Linked DNA regions of Homo sapiens: region 1 is linked to region 2. The links are chromatin contacts, found by Hi-C or POLR2A ChIA-PET in ENCODE. All regions are on one chromosome and are shown on one strand. Each heading gives the region's core, a stretch centred on a gene start or an enhancer-like site at or near the end of the contact. The rest is flanking DNA. Distances are from core to core; before and after follow the strand shown. Region 1 holds the start of C3orf52 (chromosome 3 open reading frame 52). Region 2 overlaps PHLDB2 (pleckstrin homology like domain family B member 2).

Region 1 (4,534 bases), core at 356-2,855, 190 kb after region 2:
AACTATGAGAAAAGTTTTCTGGACCCTGGGTAAGGATGGGGGTGGGGAGAATCAGAAGTTTGAGAGGTGTCAGTGCTTCCAGTCAGGTCTGCATGTTTTCGTGACTACAGATCCTATCAAGACCTCCCTGCAAATTCCCACACCCTTCAATGGCTCTAGTTCTTTATCAGTCTCCAGTCCCTTTTAGGCCTAGGAGTGTTAACAGCTTCTCGCTATTGCTAGTCCCTGGGTACGTCACCATGCCTTGTTGATTCCCTTAACCCTTGCTCCTTGGTTAAAAAACCTGTTCAAAAATCCCAGCTGAGAATGCAGCCTGATTCTTGCAAGATCCACCTGTTGGAGCAGAAGTCAGTGCAGGTCAGCAGATGAGTCACTGCAGACTCCCCTTAGCAGGCAGATGGATCCAAAGTTCAGGGGATCTGGTAGCAGGCATCAGACTGCTGGAGACAGGATATCTAGGCTGTGTCTCAACATCAGGTACTGAAGATGCCAGACTTTTGGACTCAAGTCAACATATTTGGAGTGGAGCTGATTTATATGCTTCTTGTTAATGGTCTGGTCTTAATGTGTGTGTGTGTGTGTGTGTGTGTGTGTGTGTTGCGTGGAGGGTGAGAAGTAAGGAGCAAGACTATTCGGAACAGAAGCTTGAGAGTTGAGGCCCTTGGCCCAACCCATGCTGTGCTTAACAAACATAATTCCATGCTAACTAAACCGGAAGTTCTGAACTACAGATAGGGTGTCAAGGAGATTGTGTGTGCGCGTGCATTGTGTGTGTGTGTGTGTGTGTGTGTGTGTAAGGCCCCTCCTCTCAAAGATAAATAATAATGGTCATTTATGAGTGCTTGCTGTGTCAATCACTGTTCTGAGTGCTTTGCTTACAACAACCCTTGTAATCCTGGTAACAACTACATTTAGGAGGGTACAAATATTACACCAACTTTCCAGATGAGGACGTTGGCACAGAGAGATGAAGACCGAGGTCTCACAGTGAGGAACCCTCTGGGTGGAGAATAACCCAGGTACACTGGTTTTAGAGTCCGCTGTCCCCAGCACCACACAATACTGTCTCTGTGCCTGACTCTGGACTTGCGAGGAAGTGTGTTGGTGTATATTATTCACCTTCATGCACTCAGAACCTAGCACCATGCTGGCACGAGGCATGGTTATTTGTTGATTGAATGAATGCACTTTTGCTAGGCCGCGAGGACTGTGGCAAACCCCAACAACCAACAGTTCGTAGGGTTAGATCGCAAACTTTTCTCCGTTGGACGGTGCTGCCGGGCCCACCCTTTCCTTACCACAGCCCGGCACCCAGGCAGCCCCTAAACGGAGATGGTCTGCATCTGCAGGCGCGGGGAAAGGCATAGCAGGCAGCGCCCTGAACAAATCAGAAAAACAGCCTTCGGCTCTGGAGCCCACTCCGGCACGGCCTCAGGTGCTCTACCCCGCGGGATCCAGGGAGTGGCCGCCACTCACAGTTGCCCCTCCTGTCCGCTCCGGTCCGCTCCCGCCGCCCGAGGTCCGCGACGCCCCGCCCAGTGGGTGGAGTGTGAGGCGGGGAGGTCGCTCGACTCGCCGGCGCTGTGGCCTCCCGCGGAGCCGCTCAGACTTTCCCTGCCGGCACATGGACCTGGCCCAACCCTCACAGCCAGTAGACGAGCTGGAGCTCTCGGTGCTCGAGCGGCAGCCAGAAGAGAACACGCCTCTCAATGGTGCCGACAAGGTCTTCCCTTCTTTGGACGAGGAGGTCCCCCCGGCCGAGGTAAGGTCCCCTTGGCGCTGGCCCTAACTTGCCGGCGGCGGGACAGTAGTAGGACCCGGGCCTGGCACCCGCGAGTTTCGGGTTTCCAGTCAGGCGGGGCGTCGACGGCGCCGAGCGAGGGTGGGGCGCGCTCGAGTGCTCTGAATGGAGCCGAGTCACCGCGACACCTTTCGGCCCGAGCAGTCCCCTCCCCAGCCCCTGGGGTCCTCCAACCCCTCTGACCCCCGAGGCGCTTTAGGAATCCTAGTGGTGAGGTGTGGCCGCTGCTGTCTTCAGAGAGGTATTCCGGAGATGGAAGTAGTTTTTTAAAGTTATGTAACTTTTAATTCAGTTTTTCTTTTTTCCAGTAGGGAGAATGAGAATGACAAATTGAGTATCCTCCTTCTCTCAGAATCTCTTCTGTCCTCCTCTTACCTTCACTGCCTTGCCACTTCTCTCCCTCCCCTCCACCCACCTCGCCGCAGCCCCCAGCCTTCTTCCATGCCTACCATCCGCCAAGCACTTTCTGCCTTCTCCCAGCCTGGCCATTGGATTCTGCCGGAAGAGAGATAGGGGAGAGCACAGAGGAGAGAAAGCGGTCAGAAGGGGAGAAGGGGTAGGGCTGGCGTAGAGATGGGGCGGGCGGGTTAGGGGGTCGGCGCGGGGGAGGTGAACTTGCCCTGCTCAATTGAAAGAAAATAATTTCAAAGTTCTTGTCTCGAAGGTTGAGACTTCGCCCACCTTGCTTTTACCTCCTCTCAATCCCTAAGGAAGTCCCTGGCTATTTTTAGGCCAAGCTCTTTTCTGATTCATCCCTAGCAATGATGGGAACATTATTCACTCTCATCAAAGACTTGTAAAACATCAGAGCTTTGACTTCCCAGCCATCCACCTTCTGATTAACTCCTAAGATTGGCTTGAGGTTTTCTGGGTGCACAGAACTCCCCATATAGAGCCCCGACCTGATCTTTCTAGGCCCCACTCCTCCACCCCCAACTTTTTGGCTGCCCAGCTGTTGATTTTAGGGATAAGCAGGAAATTCAAAAGTTGAAAGCATTGCTTTTGTTCTACATTGATTCCTGGAACTATTGCAAAGTCTGCTTTTATAGGTACTCTGGAGAGTAATTTGGAAACTTATTTCTGAATAAAATATGAATGCCACAGAAGAATGAAGGTTGAACAAAGATAGTCTGGTCACCAGTGCAAGTGGCCACAACTGTGAACTGGCTGTATGAGTCCTCCAGGGCGGTGTCCAGGAATGGGAGTTGGAAATACTTGCCTCAGATTAGATGGACCCGCACACCCTAAAGACTCCCTAGCTTGGGGCTGAATCCAGAAATCTGGTGACAGTTTTGCCACTAAGAAGTGTGTCCCAGAGGCAAGCCTGTCCCGTAGTGGTAATGTGTGCCTACTCGGCCTTCTGTGAGGCCTGGGAATGCCTTGTTGAAAACAGGTGGTGGGTAGAACAAGCCAAATCCATGCAGGGTTATCAGTATTCTGTAATTGTTTAGCACCTACCCTGTAGCAATGGTTCTTTAATGTTCTCATGACGTCCTTGTTAGTAAGGTATATACAGATACCCTGGACTTCTTTGTAAGTTAGCTTTGTAGGTCACCCAATAGGAGAGCTGTCCTCAGTAACAGGATGGAGTGAAGGTGAAGGGCTACAGGAGTACTTGGAGTGTGTTCAAGGAATGCCTTGAACTAATCTCATCTAATGTGTTAATCATTCTCTTTTGTCCTATAAAATAAAGTGAAGTGTATTTCAGTTAGAAAAGTCAATAAATATAGGCTCATTAAAAAGATTCAGACACTTAAGAATTTTGTGTGTTGGTCTCTTTGAACTGTATATTAAGATTTCTAATTTTGAAATGTAGCTGAAGTCCATGTATTTTCATTAACCCTGTTTAGTAACTGTCTTGTGACAAATACTTTTGATGCATAAATGCATTTAATTATCACAACTAACTTAAGAGGAAGGCGTCAGTATTCTGGTTTGTCAGATTGAAGATGCTGAGTGAAGAAATTGAGGGAGGCTCAGAGGAGTTACCAAAATCCTCAAGTTCACTCAGTGGTGCCTCTGAAGCTTGAACGTATGTTTTTTAGATCTCAAACCTTTGCTGTTTCTGTTGATTTATTCTATCTATCTATCTATCTATCTATTATCTATCAGCATTTAATTTAAATATGTTATATATAATTTATACTCATTTGTTTATAGTTGCCTAAGTTATTAATTATTACTAATTTCTATAAGTTAGGTAATTTATAATTAGGCAATTTAAGTGAGCTAGGAGTTGAGTATCACATCTGGAATGATGGAGTTGCAGGTGGATGGGTGAGGAATCGGGAACAGTTCTGGAATGATTGGGAAGAAGACATCTCTCTTCTTCCTTGGAAGAGCTGTGGTGGGAGAGTGAACAAAAGCAGTAGAAGGAACTTCTTTGCCTTTCTTGATGTGTGCTTGGCACTTGAGACAAAGGAATAGAAGCCACTGAACTCCACTTTGCCTGCTGTCACTGTAAACATGGCAATATGGCTGGGTCAAAAGTGAAAAATAAATTATGGGTAATAGAGTGAGGCTGGTTTTCTTTTATGGCTTATTACAGGGGCTCAGTTTTCAAATAGAAATCCCAGAGGCATTTTAAGAGATGGCAACATCATTTGAATAATAACAAACCAGTAAATTGATAGTTTTGAGGCAGGTAAGATTTATTTCAGGCCGGGTACAGCGGCTCACGCCTGTAATCCCAGCACTTTGGGAGGCCAAGGCAGGTGGATCATCTGAGGTTGG
Region 2 (4,054 bases), core at 684-3,183:
CATTTGCTACATCCTGAGTATAATTTTAATTTATTAAAAAAATGGCTGCACTAGCTGGAAGAAGCCAGCTAAATTGCAGATGGTGTGAGAGGTTTGTTTACCAACCCAATAAACTTAGTGGCTCAAGACTTTTGAAAGGATCTTGAGAAACAATGGCTCTCTTCCTATACTCTGAGCTAGAATGGCCATTGTCAGGTACATAAGTTGATTTAATCTTCAGATTCAGCCTAAGCCTTAAGCTGAATTTTTGCTGTGGAGCCTTTTCTTAATTTCCCTAATGTTTAAAATAGCCAGTCAATTCTCTACCTTTTTTTTTTTTAACTTTCCTACCTTGTTTGGAGGGTTTATCAGATTTAGCTCAGAAATATGATGTGAGCCATGAATGTCATTTTAAATTTTTTTATGTTAAGGTAAGCAAAAAAAAAAAAATCCAGGTGAAATTAGGTATAATATATTTGACAGCACAGGAGTAGATTGACGATGCTACCCACTCCCTAAATTAGCAATCTATTCTCTAAGTAAACAGCACTATTTCTTTTTTTTTTTTTTGGATTTATTTTTATTTATTTATTTATTTTTTATTATACTTTAAGTTTTAGGGTACATGTGCACATTGTGCAGGTTAGTTACATACGTATACATGTGCCATGCTGGTGTGCTGCACCCACTAACTCGTCATCTAGCATTAGGTATATCTCCCAATGCTATCCCTCCCCCCTCCCCCCACCCCACAACAGTCCCCAGAGTGTGATATTCCCCTTCCTGTGTCCATGTGATCTCATTGTTCAATTCCCACCTATGAGTGAGAATATGCGGTGTTTGGTTTTTTGTTCTTGCGATAGTTTACTGAGAATGATGATTTCCAATTTCATCCATGTCCCTACAAAGGACATGAATTCATCATTTTTTGTGGCTGCATAGTATTCCATGGTGTATATGTGCCACATTTTCTTAATCCAGTCTATCATTGTTGGACATTTGGGTTGGTTCCAAGTCTTTGCTATTGTGAGTAATGCCGCAATAAACATACATGTGCATGTGTCTTTATAGCAGCATGATTTATAGTCCTTTGGGTATATACCCAGTAATGGGATGGCTGGGTCAAATGGTATTTCTAGTTCTAGATCCCTGAGGAATCACCACACTGACTTCCACAATGGTTGAACTAGTTTACACTCCCACCAACAGTGTAAAAGTGTTCCTATTTCTCCACATCCTCTCCAACATCTGTTGTTTCCTGACTTTTTAATGATTGCCTTTCTAACTGGTGTGAGATGGTTTCTCATTGTTGTTTTGATTTGCATTTCTCTACTGACCAGTGATGATGAGCTTTTTTTTCGTATGTTTGTTGGCTGCATGAATGTCTTCTTTTGAGAAGTGTCTGTTCATATCCTTTGCCCACTTTTTGATAGGGTTGTTTTTTTCTTGTAAATTTGTTTGAGTTCATTGTAGATTCTGGATATTAGCCCTTAAAGTAAGTACATTTTTTGTCACTGGGTAATATAAAGAAAAATGTTATCTGTCATCAGATCACCTTGGGTCATTAGAGAATAAAGCAAGGACTTTCTCTCTACAAATTGCTGGTTTGCGTGTGTGTGTGTGTGTGTATGTATGTATGTGTGGGTCTGTATGTGTGTATATGTTGATTAAATATTAAAGGAATTAATCATTAGCAAAGTTGGGCTGCCAATTGTCCTCCATTAACTGAGAGTGAAAAAAAAAAAACGGTTGTCATACCTTTTTTCTTTCTTCTTCACTTGGAGAGATGGGCAGAAAAGCAGTGAGAAGGAAAAATTAGCATTTGGCAATAATCTAATGACTTCACATTGGGGAAACAGAGCTAAAGTCTTCATGAAATTCTATATTGCAGTAGTCCATTCTTGAGAGCAAACCCTCTGTTCTTATAGTAGCAGTACAAGCTATTGCCTCTTGATGGTGCCATGCATTAAAGAATTTGAGAGATGTATGTTCTGACTCTTCACATGGTTCAGCTTTCTCAGGCTAAACGCTGAAATATAGAAAGCAACTTGGACTAAAAAGAGGCCCTGTATGCCCCTGTGTCAGTTATAGAAGAAGTCTCATTCTTTTTTAAAATCATAAATAAATATATGAACACTTGTTTCTTAAATAAGAAATAAAGATCATAAATAAAATTTGTAGAAAGAAATATAAACTAAATAAAAACTGAAAATATATCAAGACCAACAAATATATAGGAGTGGAGGCCAGGCGTGTTGGCTCACGCCTGTAATCCCAGCACTCTGGGAGGCCAAGGCAGGTAGATCACCTGCGGTCAGGAGTTCGAGACCACCCTGACCAACATGGTGAAACCTCGTCTCTACTAAAAAAATACAAAATTAGCCAGGCGTGGTGGCACATGCCTGTAATCCCAGCTACTTCGGAGGCTGAAGCAGGAAAATCACTTGAACCCATGAGGTGAAGGTTGCAGTGAGCCGAGATCGAGCCATTGCAGTCTGGCGTGGGCAAAAGAGTGAAACTCAGTCAAAAAAAAAAAATCTATCTATCTATCCATCTATCTATCTATCTATCTATCTATTTATATGGAGATACATTAAGTGAAGGAGGACTATTGATTGTTTCTGGTAAAAGTGGTCCCCATATTTGTTGTCAAATTACTTAGTATATCTATATTTATTTATTATTCTTTTTTTGAGGAGAGTCTTGCTATGTTGTCCAGGCTGGAGTACAGTGGCATGATCTCGGCTCAGCCTGCTGAGTAGCTGGGATTACAGGTGCATGCCACAATGCCCAACTAATTTTTGTATTTTTAGTAGACACAGGGTTTTGCCATGTTGGCCAGGTTGTTCTCGAACTCCTGGCCTCAAGTGATTTGCTCCCCTTAGCCTCTGAAACTATTGGGATTACAGGCGTGAGCCACCATGCCTGGCTTAGTATATCTAAATTTAAAAGCTATTTATTGAGCTACCATTTTAAAAATTTATCATCAGCTAATAGGTTTAGTGATTGTGCTGGCTAATTCTTTTTTCTTCCCCCGCCCCGAGACGGAGTCTCCCTCTGTTGCCCAGGCTAGAGTGCAGTGGCGTGATCTCAGCTCACTGCAACCTCCGCCTCCTAAGGGTTCAAGCAATTCTCCTGCCTCAGCCTCCCAAGTAGCTGGGATTACAGGCAGCTGCCACCATACCTGGCTAATTTTTGTATTTTTAGTAGAGACGGGGTTTCGCCACGTATGTTGGCCAGGCTGGTCTGGAACTCCTGACCTCAGGCGATCTGCCTGCCTTGGCCACCCAAAGTGCTAGGATTATAGGTGTGAGCCACCGCGTCCAGGCTGCGCTGGCTAATTCTTATAATGTGAATTTCTCTTCCCCAGCTTGAGAAAAGATTATGGGAATATTTGCTGTAGAGAATATTCTTAAAGTTGGAAATTGATTTTTCAAAAAAAAAAAAAAATCCAAAACAAGCATTACAAGGGTAACACATCCAGCACTTTTTCTTTTGTTTCAGCCATCTCAATGTGCTAGTTATGAAGGTGCTTATTAGAAGTCACTTAAACAAAATAATCTCTTTATGTTGAATAATCGGAGATTCACAAGCAATCATAGGACGTAATTCAAAGGGATCCTGTGTATCCTTTACCCAGTTTCCTCCAATGGTAACATCTTGCCAAACTATAGGACAATGTCAGAGCTAGGATATTGACATTGATACAGTGAAGATACAGAACAGTTCTAACACCACAACGGTCTCTCATGTTGGCCTTTTATAGCCATACCAGCTTCCCTTCTCCTTAACCCCCATAACCACTGATTTCTTCTCCATTTCTATAATTTTATCATTTCACAATATAACCATATAGCATGTAACCTGTGGGTTTGGCTTTGTTCACTCAGCAGAGTTCTGTGGAAATTGGGCAGGTTGTTGCAGTCACTGGTTCATCAGGTTTAAGACTAGGATACATGAGGCAAAGGGAAATCCCAGAGACACACTTCTGTGTGTTTCGTTGGGTCCCCAGTCTGCCTTTTTCCACCTTTCAGAGTCTTCTGTTTTTTTCCCCATATAATGTACAGGGTTCTGA

The links. Hi-C counts contacts between places; a loop is a spot of excess contacts on that map. ChIA-PET counts read pairs that join two places held with the same protein, here RNA polymerase II (POLR2A). Pooled maps may share reads with other maps.
Region 1: a loop to region 2 is called in a pooled map, with 2.1 times the contacts of the local background. The contact joins the promoter of C3orf52 here to the enhancer-like site in region 2. A Hi-C loop is called at or near these places in 1 of 168 maps with a recorded cell type or tissue (mammary epithelial cell) and 1 of 50 pooled maps. POLR2A ChIA-PET finds 5 or more read pairs at or near these places in 2 of 52 experiments (PC-3 and activated CD4-positive, alpha-beta T cell).

The regions. Positions count from the first base shown.
Region 1 is chr3:112,084,784-112,089,317 of GRCh38, forward strand. C3orf52 (chromosome 3 open reading frame 52) reads left to right here and starts at 1,606. Exons shown (of 6, transcript NM_024616.3): 1 at 1,606-1,762. The coding sequence starts at 1,625. RefSeq lists an enhancer at 1,268-1,784 and silencers at 1,301-1,350, 1,401-1,450, 1,471-1,520.
Region 2 is chr3:111,893,343-111,897,396 of GRCh38, forward strand. The region is part of intron 2 of PHLDB2 (pleckstrin homology like domain family B member 2); the gene reads left to right. Among named protein-coding and RNA genes, the nearest start is that of PHLDB2, 36 kb to the left of the region's middle. Within about 2 kb of position 1,934, at least 2 of the 41 ENCODE cell types and tissues checked have a DNase peak (open chromatin) inside an H3K27ac peak, as active enhancers do.